4 separate regions of the Homo sapiens genome follow, and all the other regions are linked to region 1. The links are chromatin contacts, found by Hi-C or POLR2A ChIA-PET in ENCODE. All regions are on one chromosome and are shown on one strand. Each heading gives the region's core, a stretch centred on a gene start or an enhancer-like site at or near the end of the contact. The rest is flanking DNA. Distances are from core to core; before and after follow the strand shown. Region 1 holds the start of SLC12A7 (solute carrier family 12 member 7). Region 2 holds the start of TPPP (tubulin polymerization promoting protein). Region 3 overlaps LPCAT1 (lysophosphatidylcholine acyltransferase 1). Region 4 has its middle 6.3 kb from the start of LINC01511.

Evidence for each region. Hi-C counts contacts between places; a loop is a spot of excess contacts on that map. ChIA-PET counts read pairs that join two places held with the same protein, here RNA polymerase II (POLR2A). Pooled maps may share reads with other maps.
Region 2: a loop to region 1 is called in a pooled map, with 6 times the contacts of the local background. The contact joins the promoter of TPPP here to the promoter of SLC12A7 in region 1. A Hi-C loop is called at or near these places in 8 of 50 pooled maps. POLR2A ChIA-PET finds 5 or more read pairs at or near these places in 2 of 52 experiments (A549 and T-cell).
Region 3: a map with no recorded cell type shows a loop between it and region 1 (4-fold over the local background). The contact joins the enhancer-like site here to the promoter of SLC12A7 in region 1. A Hi-C loop is called at or near these places in 1 of 168 maps with a recorded cell type or tissue (CD14-positive monocyte), 11 of 37 single-sample maps with no recorded cell type and 4 of 50 pooled maps. POLR2A ChIA-PET finds 5 or more read pairs at or near these places in 1 of 52 experiments (GM12878).
Region 4: a map of CD8-positive, alpha-beta T cell shows a loop between it and region 1 (2.1-fold over the local background). The contact joins the enhancer-like site here to the promoter of SLC12A7 in region 1. A Hi-C loop is called at or near these places in 3 of 168 maps with a recorded cell type or tissue (CD8-positive, alpha-beta T cell and naive thymus-derived CD4-positive, alpha-beta T cell) and 8 of 50 pooled maps. POLR2A ChIA-PET finds 5 or more read pairs at or near these places in 4 of 52 experiments (CD4-positive, alpha-beta T cell, activated B cell, naive thymus-derived CD4-positive, alpha-beta T cell and 1 more).

Annotation. Positions count from the first base shown.
Region 1 is chr5:1,110,563-1,114,009 of GRCh38, reverse strand. It overlaps SLC12A7 (solute carrier family 12 member 7), which reads left to right and starts at 1,947. Exons shown (of 24, transcript NM_006598.3): 1 at 1,947-2,142. The coding sequence starts at 2,019.
Region 2 is chr5:691,791-695,237 of GRCh38, reverse strand. TPPP (tubulin polymerization promoting protein) reads left to right here and starts at 1,886. Exons shown (of 4, transcript NM_007030.3): 1 at 1,886-1,960. It overlaps LOC101929898 (a long non-coding RNA gene), which reads right to left and starts at 1,698. Exons shown (of 2, transcript XR_925675.4): 1 at 1,516-1,698; 2 at 1-1,157. RefSeq lists enhancers at 86-964, 1,878-2,460 and a silencer at 1,634-1,883.
Region 3 is chr5:1,483,555-1,487,001 of GRCh38, reverse strand. All of the region lies in intron 5 of LPCAT1 (lysophosphatidylcholine acyltransferase 1), which reads left to right. Among named protein-coding and RNA genes, the nearest start is that of MIR6075, 26 kb to the left of the region's middle. Within about 2 kb of position 1,846, at least 3 of the 41 ENCODE cell types and tissues checked have a DNase peak (open chromatin) inside an H3K27ac peak, as active enhancers do; they include GM12878, where a contact is called at or near this core.
Region 4 is chr5:1,384,688-1,388,134 of GRCh38, reverse strand. No RefSeq gene overlaps it. Among named protein-coding and RNA genes, the nearest start is that of LINC01511, 6.3 kb to the right of the region's middle. RefSeq lists enhancers at 1,442-2,010, 2,067-2,361. Within about 2 kb of position 1,759, at least 28 of the 41 ENCODE cell types and tissues checked have a DNase peak (open chromatin) inside an H3K27ac peak, as active enhancers do; they include CD4-positive, alpha-beta T cell and CD8-positive, alpha-beta T cell, where a contact is called at or near this core.

The DNA.
Region 1 (3,447 bases), core at 698-3,197:
GGCCCTGGGGTCCTGGGGTGTGAAGCAGAGCTTGGATGTGCGACGGGAGCCCTGCACATCTGTTGCTCCTGCTGGCATCACTTGGGAAGGCCTCGTGCCCACCCTGAGCTCTGTCCAACCCTCGGGAATAGCGCTGGGTGGCAACCAGGGTTGAATGTACAGAAGCCCCTGCTGGGGTGACTGAGGAGAGGGTTTACCCAGCACCCTAAGTGTGAACCCTATAATTGACCCCATTGGGCACTTCTGTTCCCACCCCCTGGATCTTTTTAGCAAAGCCAGCCCTCCTCATAAGGATGCCTGGGAACTATTTTATCTTCTGGGGAGGTGATGGTTTCCTACCTTCCAACCCACTGACCCAGGGAGGCAGCTGACCTAGCACCATCCACAGCCCTGAGCTCCCTTTGGTGGGAGGTGGGGTGAGAGTGTGGAGCAGGCACAGCTCCAGACACCCAGGCCAGAGGAACCCCCACCTCTGCAAGGGCTGGTGCTGGATGGGCGACGTTCCAGGAGGGTCCCAGGCCTACAGCTTCTGCCCAGAAGAGTCCATGGGGCAAAGGGGTAGAACCCTAGGCCACCCCAGGGCATGACTGGCTTTACTGGAAATGGCTGGAGAGGTTGGGCTTGCGTTCCTTGAACCCACAGAGCCCGGTGATCCCACAGCCCGGAGGCCATCACTCCCCTCCAGCTGCCTTTTAGGATTAGACAGGCAAGCGGCTAAAACATGGCCAGGCCATACCCATTTTCCACGTGACAAGAGGCTGTGGCCGTGTTTGCCCACACCACCTGTGTTTCTGCTTTGTTGTCGTACAGCAGTTGTGGGTGATTAGGAATAAAGGCTGACTCATTGCACCTGTGTGCCATAGCATTTTAGCCCAATTCCCCATTGACGGACATCTGATTGTTCCGTTTTTCATGAGTCATTTGTTGAGAAATGTGCCAGGTGCTGGCCGGTGGTATCCTGGTGTCTGCCTGGTGGGTTCTGGAACTCCACCTTCCCTGCATCACCCTGTGAGCTTCTGGAACATTTCCCAAGGAGGGAAGGGAGGGTTCTAGGGCAGGGGCCGCGGGGCACTCCTGGGGCAGGTGTGGAGGAGACTGGGGTCTTCGTGGGTGGTATTTGTCATGGGTGGGGGGGGGGACTCCCTCTACTGGGTTAGGTCCCTAAACTGGAGCTGGACCAAGCTCCGGAGTACCCCACCCCCAGGCTATCCAAGGCTCCTTCCACTGGAGTTGCCTTTGCAGCCAGGTTGGGCTAGCCAGGAGCCAGGCTAGGAGCCCAGGGTCTGAGCGGGTGTTGACAGCCTGGAGTGGGTGGGCGGACTGTGTGGGAGGTGGGTGCTGGAGGATGGCAGGGGGGAACAGGAGGGGGAAGAAGGAGGGGTAGGGGGCTGGAGCAGGAAATGGGGGGCAAACAGGAGGGGGTGCGGGAGGGGGCGCAGAAGGAGGAGGGGCCCAGCAGGAGGGGGTGCAGAAAGGGCAGGGGTTCCAGCAGGAGGGGGTTCATAGGGGCAGGGGGGCCCAGCAGGAGGGGGTGCAGGAAGGGTGGGGGGGTGCAGGAGGGGTGAGGGGTTCCAGCAGAAGGGCGTGCAGGAGGGGCAGGGGGCTGGAGCAGGAGTGGGGGGTCGGGGAAGGGGACAAGAGGGGAGGCGGGGAGGGGGCCGGGGAGGGCGGGGAGGGCGGGGAGTTCCAGCAGGAGGGGCAGGGGGCTGGAGCAGGAGGGGGTGCAGGAGACTGAGCGGGGATTCGCGGGCTCTGCGATGGTCGGGAGCGCAGGCAGCGAAAGCCCCGCGTCCCGGGTCGCGGCGGTCAGACAGACGCAGCCTGGGTTGGGGTCCCTGCAGGAAGTCGCCGCGGGCCAACTTTTCGTGGGGCCGCGGGGCAAGCAGGTGAAGTCACGTGGCCCGGGCGGGGCGGGGCGGCTCGGTCGGACCCCGCCCCTGCCTCCAAGTCCCGTGGCGTCGGCGGGAGCGGCGCAGCGCGGGCCGGGCCGGGACGGGGACTGTCGGCTGCAGGCGGCCATGCCCACCAACTTCACCGTGGTGCCCGTGGAGGCTCACGCCGACGGCGGCGGGGACGAGACTGCCGAGCGGACGGAGGCTCCGGGCACCCCCGAGGGCCCCGAGCCCGAGCGCCCCAGCCCGGGTGAGCGCGGCCGCACCTGGCCGGACAAAGGCCGAGCGCCCCGAGCGCGGGTCTGGGCCCGGCATCCGGGAGCGGAGGCGGGCGGCGGGGCCGGGGGTACAGGAGGCGCCCCTTCCCGCGCCCCCACCGCCTGTTCTCGGTCCCCCACGAGGGCCCCCACCCCACGTTAGTGGCAGCGCTAGGGGGCGAGGGGCCCTGCCAGGGCTCCCGGTACGGTCAGCTCGGGTGGGACCGGGGGCAGAGGTGTGGACGCCGCTGCTGGTAGCCATGGAAACGGGGAGGGGCTGGAGCGCGCCTCCGGAGGGAGCCCGGGCCCCTGGGTGGTCCCTAGTGGGACAGGGGTGGCGGTGGAGACCCGGGCGGTTCGGGAGCCGGGGCGTCCTGCGTCCCCCGCGCTCTCCCTTCCCCTGCGCCGCGGCCGTCCGGTAACACTAGCCCGGGCCGGCCCGTCCTGCCCCCGCCTGACCCTGGAGGAGCCGCCCACCCCCCAGAGGCGGAACAGGAAGGACTGCGCCCTGGCTGGGGAGGGGGCAGCCACCGGGGCCTTGCTCAGGCCGCGTCCTCCGTGTTCCCGTCCCCCGTTCCGGGAATCTGGAGGTTTCTAGCACTTTCACTTTCTCTAGGGGGTGGGGACGGGGCTGGGGAGAGAATCCCCCAGCCCTGTTCCCTCCATCCTGGCTCCAAATCCCAGTTACTCCCCGGATCTCAGCCCCCTCTAGAAACCGGAGGCTCTTAGGCCCTTCCATCCGGAGTCTCTGAGAAGGTGTCCGGACTCAGTCCAGCCCCCACCCCGCGTGCTGGCAGTGCCCGCATGTGCCCGGGTCTCATGCAGTGGGTGGCAGCCTCCCTGCTCCCTGGCAGTGGAAGGAAGGTGAGGTCTGTCCAGGGACAAGTCCGGTGCCAGACCCCAGATCCTTCCTAACCCACCATCCCGGGCAGGAAAGGCCAGACATCCCCTCCAGGCAGTTTAGGAACCCGGAGACACGGGTGGGGACCCACCGTGAAGGCAGTGGCCTGGTGGCCTGGGGTGCGTCATCAGGGTCCCCGTGGCGGGCGAAGAGTGGTCTCAGCTTCCTCTGCACAGAGGCCAGCCCAGATCTTGGAAGTGGTCAGGCGGGGCGCCAGGCTCAACACCAGGTGAAGTGCTAACTAAGCAGGGTCCGTGAGTCCAAGCCCCTTCTCTCCAGTCACCACCGTGGAGGCAGGAAGCACCAAGGAGTGTGGGCCCTGGCGTGGTCTTTCTGTGTGAGCTTTGTAGCAACGCCCCCGGAACGCACTCAGAAGGAGCCTCTTCTTGTCTGGCCG
Region 2 (3,447 bases), core at 637-3,136, 420 kb after region 1:
ACTGTCGCTGGGAAATAACACACCCGTGACCCCAAGCCAAAGTTTCACCCACAGACAAGGAAACAGACTCCATGAACACGCCGACTCCCGACGGTAGAACCGGGGTGCCCACCCCAGCCCCGGTCACTGTGTGTCCTGCGCAGGGGCCAGGGCAGCCCAAGGCTCAGCTCTGTCCTCCTGCCCAGACCTCGCTCAGCCCCCTGGACGCCGCCCCGCGCCCGCTGCCTCTCCTCTCCTCTCCTCCCAAAGGCTCCAGGACCATGTCTGCCTCTGAAGCCTGACGTTACCTCCCACTGCGATTTTATTGTAAACTCACTGCATTTATGTCAAGAGAGTTTGTACAGGTTTTGGAAAATGCACTGAAGAGTCCCCTTGTGCCTATTAGGACGGTAAGAACACACCAAGGAGAGATTATTTCATTATTTCTTTGATGCTGTTAGTAGGATCTACCCGAGGGGGAGGCACTCCGGGCTCCGCGGGACGAGAAGGCAGCCGAGCCCGCACCCGAGCAGGAGGGAAGCAGGAGCCGCAGCGTGGCCGCCGCACAGCTTCGGGGGTCCCCCGACTTCCCAGCTGCGAGTGTGGAATTTCTCAGGAGAACTAGACAGAAGCCCATCTCTGGGCAGCACTGAGTGGAAGGAGAAACCACAGGAGAGGAGAGGAAGTGTGGGGCGCGGGACCACCGTGGGGTGGGTGGGGGCCAAGCCGCCGGGCTGTGAGGCCTCAGCACCCCCTGCCCAGCACCCAGCACCCCAACTTCCCCTTCTGCCTTTGCGGATTCCAGGGCCTGCTGGACACCTGGTGCAGGGACAGAGCCGGGGCTGGGGGAGGAGCTCAGCTGCACTAGAGTCCAGCTGGAAGAGTCCAGCTGAAAGTCACCAGAGGCACCCCTTCCTCCTGGGGGGCTGCGCCTCGGCCTCCTCCAGGGCAGGTGCCCCTATGCCCCTCAAGTCCCAGCACCCAGCACCACAGAACCGCCCTGTCATCTCGGCCCCGGAACCTTGTGGGGAGCCAACTCCTGCGGAGGGCCGGGCAGCCCCGGGCGGAATGAGCCCCCTCCGCAAAGCCTGTCTGGGGAGCGGGGGAGGGGCGGCAGGTGCCCGGAGAAAGGCGAGATTGGAAGAGCGGCCGGGATGGTGGCGCTGCATACGGGCGACCTGCAGGGAGAACGGAAGCTGAGGCCGGGGTCAGGGGTGCGCGCTCCGCTCCTCCACTCCTGCGTGAAGGGCGGCCCACTCCCGAGCAGCTGCGCTGGGCGCCCGGCACGGACCCGTCTCCCTGCTCAGGTCGATCCCCGGCCGCGCTGCCCCCACCTGGAAGCCCAGTCCCCTGGGTGCGCCCCGCCTTGGGGTCCGAGCACCCTCACAGCCCGGCCCTGCCGCTTCCCTGCACCGTCTGCGGCTCCTTAAAGAACTGGGCGCGGTCGGGGCTCGCCCCGCACCGTCCTCGAGGCCCCGCCGCCAACCCACCCCACCCCAGGAGGCCGCGGCCGCGCTCATCCATCCCCCGCCGCACCGTCAACGCGCGTCCTGCGGGGCGGAGAGATCGGGGTCCGGTCGTCCCCGGGGGGCCCCAGAGCCAGGTGAGGGGCCCCGCCGCCCCCTGCCCAGCGGTTCCCACGACCCGCGGGTCGGCCGCGCCCTGCGCTGAGCGGATACCCGGCGGTCCGCGGGGCCTGAGCAGAGTCGGCCTTGTAAGGCAGAGGTCTCGGTGCGCCCGCGCGTCCCCGGGCCGGGTGGGGCGGCGGGGGCGGGGCTGCCAATGAGCGCGCGGGGCGGGACGCTGGGCGGGCGCCGGACGCTGGGGGCCGGGGGCGGGCCCGGGACCGGGCTGGGCGGGGCTGGGCGGTGCTGGGCGGGACGGGCGGGCGCGGGGCGGCGGCTGGAGAGCTCCGCTGAGCACCGGGTCGCGCGCGGCCGAGTCGCGGAGGCGCCTCCGCTGCAGTCGCTGCGTCTCCAAGGTAAGCGGGCGCGGGGCTCGGTCCCGCGGGCGCGGCGCGGGGGGCACCCGGGGGCGGAGACTGGGCCCGTCAGCCCCAGCAGCCACCTGCGCCGCAGCCCCTGCCCCCCGCGCTCCCCCGAGCCCCCTTCCCGGACCGCCCCGCGCGTCCCTGAGCCCCCGGATTGGGATGCCCGGAGTTCGGCGCTGCGGGCTCGGTGCGAGGACGCGACGGGGAGGCTTTGCAAAGGCCGCGAGCGGGGGTCACCGTCGGCCGCGCCAGGGACAGGTCTGTCACCGTCTCCGGGCCCTGTGCCTGGCGCTTTGGCCTTTCTTCGCGGCCACGGACGCCCCTGCAGCCCTTCCCTCCAGACCCTCCCCAGCTCGGGACTCGAACCGTTTCCCTATTCCCAGGCCTAGGGGGCCGCCGGTGTGAGGCGTGGGAAATTAGGGCGTGGAGGGCTGGAATGAAGTCACTGCCCGCAGCAGGTTTTGAGAGATCCCTGGCCACAGAAACGGCCCATCTCAGGGTCCTGACACCACCGCGTCCTGGCAGGTGGGGCTGTCAGACCGCCCCCCGCAGAGCCTCCAGCTGCCCCGGGTCTTGGCTACTGTCCGCGGGCCTGTGGCGATGGAGAGGCGCTGCCGGGACACCTTCCCGCACCCCTGGGAGCAGCGCCCGAAGATCTGAGGAGCCCTTTATTCTGCGGTTTCGGTTACGTAAACGGAGCCGAGGGAGGTGAGAAGCCTGTCCCTCCCGGGCAGTGGCGGGGCTGCTGTTTTGATAAGGGTTTTGGGGGGGCTGTTGTCTTGATGGGGGTTTGGGGGGCTGCTGTTTTGATAGGGGTTGGGAGGCTGCTATTTTGATACGGGGTTGGGGGCTGCTGTTTTGATAGGGGTTTGGGGGGCTGCTGTTTTGATAGGGGGTTGGAGGGCTGCTGTTTTGATAGGGTTGGGGGACTGCTGTTTTGATAGGGGGTTGGGAGCTGCAGTTTTGATAGGGGTTTGGGGGCTGCTGTTTTGATAGGGGGTTGGGAGGCTGCTGTTTTGATAGGTGGTTGGGAGGCTACTGTTTTGATAGGGGGTTGGGGGGCTGCTGTTTTGATAGGGGTTGGGGGCTGCTGTTTTGATAGGTGGTTGGGGGCTGCTGTTTTGATGGGGTCTGGGGGGCTGCTGTTTTGATGTGGGGTTGGGAGGCTGCTGTCTTGATGGGGGCTTAGGGGGGCTGCTGTTTTGATAGGGGGTTGGGGGCTGCTGTTTTGATAGGGGTTGGGAGGCTGCTGTTTTGATAGGGGTTGGGGGGCTGCTGTTTTGATGGGGTCTGGGGGCTGCTGTTTTGATGAGGGGTTGGGGGCTGCTGTTTTGATACGGGTTGGGGGGGCTGTTGTCTTGATGGGGGTTTGGGGGGCTGCTGTTTTGATGGGGGTTTAGGGGGCTGCTGTTTTGATGGGGGTTGAGGGCTGCTGTTTTGATGGGGGTTGAGGGCTGCTGTTTTGATGAGGGTTGGGG
Region 3 (3,447 bases), core at 597-3,096, 370 kb before region 1:
TGAGCACCTCTCAACGCATATCACGAAACTGAGGGGACTCATGGCGGTGCCCAGTAGGAGCTCACTGTGTGCAGTCCAGGAAGGGCGCTCGCTGTGCCCCAGGTGGGTTCCACGGGGTCTGGGGAGATGACACGGTGGCTTGATCCTTTCCCCGTCTCCATTTCCAGTGGGTCCAGCCATGAGTTCTGCGTGTCACCTGCAGGCCCGGGTTTCCGGCTGCCTCGAGTCACGTGTTCGGAATCTCTCAGGCCCTCATGCGTCTTAGCTGGGTACTTCTTAGTGAGGTTTGGAGCCTCCTGTTTGGAGGTGAAATTGGTGTGTGGTGCGTGATCCTGACGCCTCGTGGTGGAGCCCTCCAGAGCCGTGAGCGTCTCCCGCCTTGAGCCTGACAACAGAGGCACCCACAACCTGCCTGCTGCCTTGGGCTCCAGCTGCCCCAGCTCCATGGCGGCCCACCCACTCAGACCCTCCCTCCACCTTTCATCACATCGCCTGATGTTGGGGTCACGTTGCTGGGGTCACCCGTTTGGGCACCACTGCTGACTCCCCGCCTTCATCCCCGGAGACCTTCCCGCATTGGGCCCAGCCTCCAGCCTCAGGCTCCTGGAGCCTCCAGCAGGGTCCTCCTGGGCCCAGGTGCCTTCTTTCTCCTGAGTGTCTCTTGTCTGTGCTGCACTGTCCACCTGAGTCCCCCTGTTCTGACCCAGGCCAGGGGTGCCGCCTCTGAGGTGGGGGTGATAGAGCTCAGCAGAGCCCTGTGGGGTCTGCTGGATGTGGTGGGTTCCAGCAGGGCTGGGACCCTCAGGGCTCTGCAGGGATTGAGTTGCTCCTGAAACAGGCCCATGTGGGGCCTTCCTCTCCAGTGCCCACACTCACCCTCCTTGTCAGAGGGCACTAGAGCAGGATCGGCTGACTGGGTACCTGGAGACCCCTCCTGGAAGGTCCTGGGCCCACGCCCTCCACATGCCCACACCCCACCTGCCTGCCAGCTCCAAGCTCTCAGAGCAGAACGAAGACAGTGAGAAGGCCCTAGGATGCTGCGTGGGCCCAGCGATGGCACTGACAGCCCGAGGATGCAGAGGCGGGCCTACCAAATGTGGCTGTTGGAAGTGGACGCAGCTCTCACTGGGCCACAGTGGCCTCCCTGCACGGGCTGTGAACAGACATGGATGTGGCTGTCCCTGGCCTCCCTGCACGGGCTGTGAGCAGACATGGATGTGGCTCTCCCCGGCCTCCCTGCACGGGCTGTGAGCAAACATGGATGTGGCTGTCCCTGGGCCGCAGCGGCCTCCCTGCACAGGCTGTGAGCAGATGTGGACACGGCTCTCCCTGGGCCATGGTGGACTGTTTCTTCCTGTGGGGTGGGCTGTGGGGGATGGTCAGGGTGAATAAGGGGTGATGGCCTTCTGGGGGCCTCAGGGGTCCCTGTTGAGCCATCTTCCAGCCTCATTGTTGCAACTAGTGACGTTAGACCCATGCCCAGCACAAGCTATGTGTGAATATGGAGGTTTCTGTGCAGTTTAGAAGCCCGTACCTCCTCCCCTCTGCCTTGTTCCTGCATTCAGAAGCCCTGGGCTCTGACTGCCTCATCTTGGTTTCTCCCAGCCTGGCCCTTGTGCAGCCTGCCTTGGGTGCACAGTGCTGGCGGGGTCTGGGTGCTGCTGACCCTCAGGGGCCCCTGGGAGACTAGGGAGGCCAGAGACCCCTGCAGACTTTCCCACCGGGGTTTCCATGAAGTCACTGACCTTTCAGGCTCATGGGGGGTTTCTGTGCTCTTGGGGACTTTCCTGAGAGGTCCCCAGGGTGTTGAGGTTTCCTTTGATTCTTACTGAGTTTCAGTGATGTCCCCTTGACACATGGTCGGGATGGTCGGCTGAGCTGTAGCAGCAGAGCCATTATCACCCACAGCAGGTCTCGGCACTCCACGCGAGCTCCTGGGCTCGGTCCCAGGCAATGAGGACTATTTCCTCCACACTGCGTGTCTCAGGGGCTGGGACTCGGCTGCCGGGCGTTGGAGCTGGGGCTTGAGCCTGGGTCTGTGCCAGCCCTGCCGTCCTCCGCCTCCCCTGACACAGCCACCCGTCCACCTGGGCACACAGAAGTGCTGGGTGAACTGCATGAGCTTGCTCCCAGGTGCTGCTGAGCCCACAGCAGGAAGGGGGCAACCCAGCCCTGGACACAGGGGAAGCTGCGGCACACGGGCCCAGGGACTTGGGGTGCCAGCTGGACACCAAGGCTGCAGGTGGATGTCCTGCATGAGACGAAAGCTGAGTGGGTTGGGCGGTCAGCTCGAGGTTTCAGCCCTGACACGGGCCTCTGGCCTCAGGCCACCGTGAAGGGAGAATTGGCCCTAGGGACAGATGCTCCTGGCAGCCCTAGGGGCAAGCATGGGCTCCATTCTCCCAGAATTGTGCAGAATCCCGCAGCCAGGACCAACCGCAAATTCCTGACCACATAGTGGCACTCGCTGGCAGCCTGGGAGGAACGCGCTGCCTGGGGATTCACTCGCCTGGCCTCAGGTCGCCAGGCAGGGGAGCCCTTCTCAGACCGCCTGTCCTGTTCTAAAACTTGAGTACTTCTGATGCCTGAGTTTTCCAGTTAAAAAAAAACTCTTTCAATAGAGATTTAAATAGAATTTAAAATAGAAACAATCATCCACAGAGTCCATGGTGCCTTGCTCCAGCCCGCAAGGGCACAACTCCGGCCAGTGAGAAGGCGGAGCGGCTGCTGGGTACAGCCACAATTCCAGTGGGAACGGGGAAGTTCCTGAGCCTCTGCGGCCTGTGGCTCTAGCTGGGCCTCGCTGGGGCTCCTCCTGATTCCTTGGGAGCCCATCAGGTGGCAGCCACTCAGAGAGAGAGGCAGATCCCGGGCAAGTCCTGCTGCAGCTGTGACCAAATCCGCCCGTCCTTGGAGCTGAGCCCCAGGGGCAGGTGAGGGCGGCGGGTGGGGCCCCGAGGCAGGTGTATGTGCTTGGTGAGGGCAGACCCTAACCCCGTCAGGTGGGTGAGCATTGGCCGGTGATGAGGACCCCCACTTCCCACCAACGCCTTCCAGCTGGTGCGCGATGTTACAGCAGAAAGTGTCCCTCCACGGATGTCTTCCAGCTCGTGCGCAATGTTATAATAGCAAGTGTCCCTCCACAGACGCCTTCCAGCTGGTGCGCGATGTTACAGCAGAAAGTGTCCCTCCACGGATGTCTTCCAGCTCGTGCGCAATGTTATAATAGCAAGTGTCCCTCCACAGACGCCTTCCAGCTCGTGCGCGATGTTAAAACAGAAAGTGTTCCTTGGCCGGGGAGCGCCCCTGGCCGATGTTCCTGCCCATCCGTGCTGTGGCGCTGGGTGTTTACGGTCAGGACAGATGTTGAGATAGTCCAGGCATGGAGTGCCCTTGCTGACCAGGAAGGCCTAGACAGAAAAGCTCACTTTTATCCCAAGGGCAGCA
Region 4 (3,447 bases), core at 510-3,009, 270 kb before region 1:
CTGAAGAAGTCTTTTCTTCTGACACTGTTTGTGCAGAACCCAAGCTCCCTGGGAGGGATGAGCCCGCAGAGCCCGCTTTGGTGCTGGACTCCCTGGGAGGGATAAGCCCTCAGAGCCCGCTTTGGTGCTGGATGGGAGGCTCACCCCTCCGCACCCTGCCCTTTACCATGGGATTTGTGCTGTTCGTCAAGTGACCTTTAGACACATGGCCTGGGTTTTTGAAGCCTGAAAAAACTATACAATTTTTCCTTTGAGAGAAGCATTTTAATAAAGGTTCGGCAACAGCGAAATACGTGGCTGAAAGGGTAAACGGATTCCTCTATGTTTGGCTTTTTTTGGTTTTCACTCCACAATCCTCCTTTAATCTCTGTAGATTCATTTGACTGGCCCAAAGGTCACAGCCTCTACCTGTTTCCTGAAGTCTGACAACAGAAAAAAAGCCACCTTTTTTGAAACACAATTCATCAGCAAATCCTACATTCCCTGGCGCCTCGCCTGCTCTCCTTCTCCTGAGGATGCACCAGATCACAAACACAGCTGGCCCTGGCGCCACAGCCAGGACCCATGATTCAGCAGGACAGAGCCAAGGATACTCATGCCCTACTGACAGATGGGTGTCCCACAAACCAACTGCCACTGTGCCGGTGCCTGACTTGGGGAGCTGGGGGAAAGCAGAAATGGAACCGACGGTCACACCCTGGCCTCCTCCTCCCCTCACCCCAGCCTGTCACTTAAGTGAACCAGGGCCATGGGGAGCTAGGTGTGGCCTGACCTGCAGCCCCCAGCTGCTCTCTGCAGCCAAGAGTGAGAACCGCGGCACCAGCCATGACCCACAGCTGTCAGCATCCCCACAGAGGATGGGAACCTCCGAGAACCACCCTCCTGGCAGAGAGGGCCAAGGGCGGTTCTGTGAGACCTGTGTCTCAGGTGTGTGTGTGAGAGAGAGGCAGGCAGACAGACAGACAGAAGGGCAAGGGCGGTTCTGTGAGACCTGTGTCTCAGATGTGTGTGGGAGAGAGGCAGGCAGACATTCAGACAGGGAGAGGAGGAGAGAGACAGAAAGAGACTCAGCAAAGCAGAGAGAACTTAGATCAGGGTCAAAGACTTCTGACGGCCCTCCCCTAGTCAGGGTGGTCGGCCATCCCGGTCTGCCCCGGACTGAGGGGTTTCCTGGATTCAGGATTTCTGGGGACCAGTGGTCGCCCCTGTCCTTAGTACTGGCCAGCCCTGCTCTGCTGAGTTGGGGAGAGCAGCCCCAGGCAAGGAGGTCTGAGGAAGGGGTATGGAGCGCGAGATGGGGGTGGCAGAGGGGAGATCACAGGAGAGCAGGTGGGGCAGGCTCAGACCAGCTCCCCATGTGTCGGGGTGCAGGAGGGGCAGCAGTGGCCGTGCACAGCGGGAGGGCGGTGTTTGGGGTGGACTGAAGGTGCCGAGCTCCAGCCCCGCTGTGTGGGACGCACTCAGCCTTTAAGGTGCTGCACCTGCACTTGCGCAGCAAGGAGCGAGCGTCACAGAAGCCAGTGCAGCCGGCCAGGGAGGACAGGGCAGAAAGCCACGAGGACAGGACCTGCGGGCAGCTGGCGGAGCCAGGCCAGACCAGACGCTGCCGGCTTTGAAGAGCGGCTCGGCCGCGGCCACGCGCGCCCGGCGTCAACGGGGCGTCTGACGTTTTCCTTTGTTTTCTTTTGTTCGAGAAGCCGGAAGTTTAGACTTTTACATTTGGGTAAAACGCTCCAGTGTTTGGGTGTCGGTGGCTGCGTCGCTGCGTCAGTCAGTCACTCGGTGGCAACAGCAGCAGCAGAGGCGCCCACCTGGCTGAGCAGAGAGACACGGTACTCACGGCGGGTGTGGGGGGCACAAGGCGCTCACAGAGGCCCCAGAGAACCGGCTCAGAGGCCAGCAGGGCAGAAGGGGGAGTCAGCCGGGTGAGCAGCTCTGCGCCCCGCCGGCCCCCACACCGACCACAGCAGAGGAGACCGGCGGCCTCACTCCCCGCGCCGGCCCCAGAGCCCCGCCCGTGCAGGTGCAGTAGGGCCCGGGGCACAGGCGCGGGGGAGCCGGCAGGGATGGCTGCGCCCAGCCAACGGCAGCAGGACCACGAACACCCCACTGCACCCCGTTCCATGAGGGCAGCTTCCTGTGAGCCAGACACGGCCCTGTCCAAGGGATCCTACCGCCCCGGCCCAGGCCACGCCCCAAGGAACGCCCTGTGGGTGGTGCTGAGCGGCACAGTCCCCAGGCCCCGCGGCCGGCCCTGCATTCGCTCTCTCGTGCCTTCCCTGGGGGAAACGCCCAGCCTGGCAGCACAGAACCTTTAGTTACACAGGCCTGAGTTTGAGGTCCGGGGAATGGGAAAGTGAAACGTGATCGCTGAACCTGCGTCTCCCATGTTCACACTATGTCCAGCAGTGAAAGTCCATCGAGCCTCCGACCCAAGCAACAGGCATTCTTCTACCCTTCCCCTGGCTGGCCTCCCTTCCCACCTCACAACGCTCACATGAATAAAGCGTGTCCCTCATGCCACTAGAAGAGCTCAGCCTGGGCCACAGCCCCCTCTTGGTGGCCCTGGAGAGGCCTCCTCTCCAAGAACACCAGCCCACCATGGTCCTCTGAGGACGCAGGGCCAGACACCAAGCGGGCAGGTGGCACGGAAAGAAAATATCGCAAGCTCTGTTCGCCTAAAAATATCGCTCTTCTAAGGTGAATGCAGAAGAATTTTCATGTATATGACTGACCTTCACAAATCCAGCCAGCATTAGCCCATCAAGCACTGAACACATTTATCTAGAATTTAAACAATTTTACTTATTCTGCAAGCTGAGATCCTCTTTACTTAAAACTGTTTGTCATATAGATGAAGGGACCCGTCAGACAGAACATTTTATTTGGTTAAAAATTGGATGGCATACATATTTACACAGTATTAGTGGGACAGAAATGACCGTTTTGAAGTATGCCCTCAGCCATGGCTGCTGGCCATGGGCTCCAGCCGGCCACGCCCTGCAGGTCCCCATCGTTAAGCTCATCCTGGTTCAGAATCAAAGGTTAATATTTAAGTGGCTTTTCAATTTGTGTATTCAAAGATAGTATTATGACCTGTAAGCTACAGAAACATTCTCATATCCTTTAAGCCTTGTTCACACAGAGAAACTGTATCTAAAATTCTAAAAAGTTCTATTAATCACAATGGTAATTTTTAAAGCTTAGAAAGAAGAGGAAAAGACATCACCTGTAGGTCTGTTACCCAGAAACGGCCAACACCCCACCGGTGCCCTGAGTTCATCCCGTGCCCATGCCGAGGCCTGGTTTGCTCCGGGTCCTGTCGCCAGGACACTGGACACTGCAGCTGGGCAGCTGCAGACCCTCCCTGTACTTTCTCCACCCAGGGTCGGGCATCGGGGTTGTGGAGGGACAGGCAGATGGGAGAGGGCAGGGGTGAGACTCAGG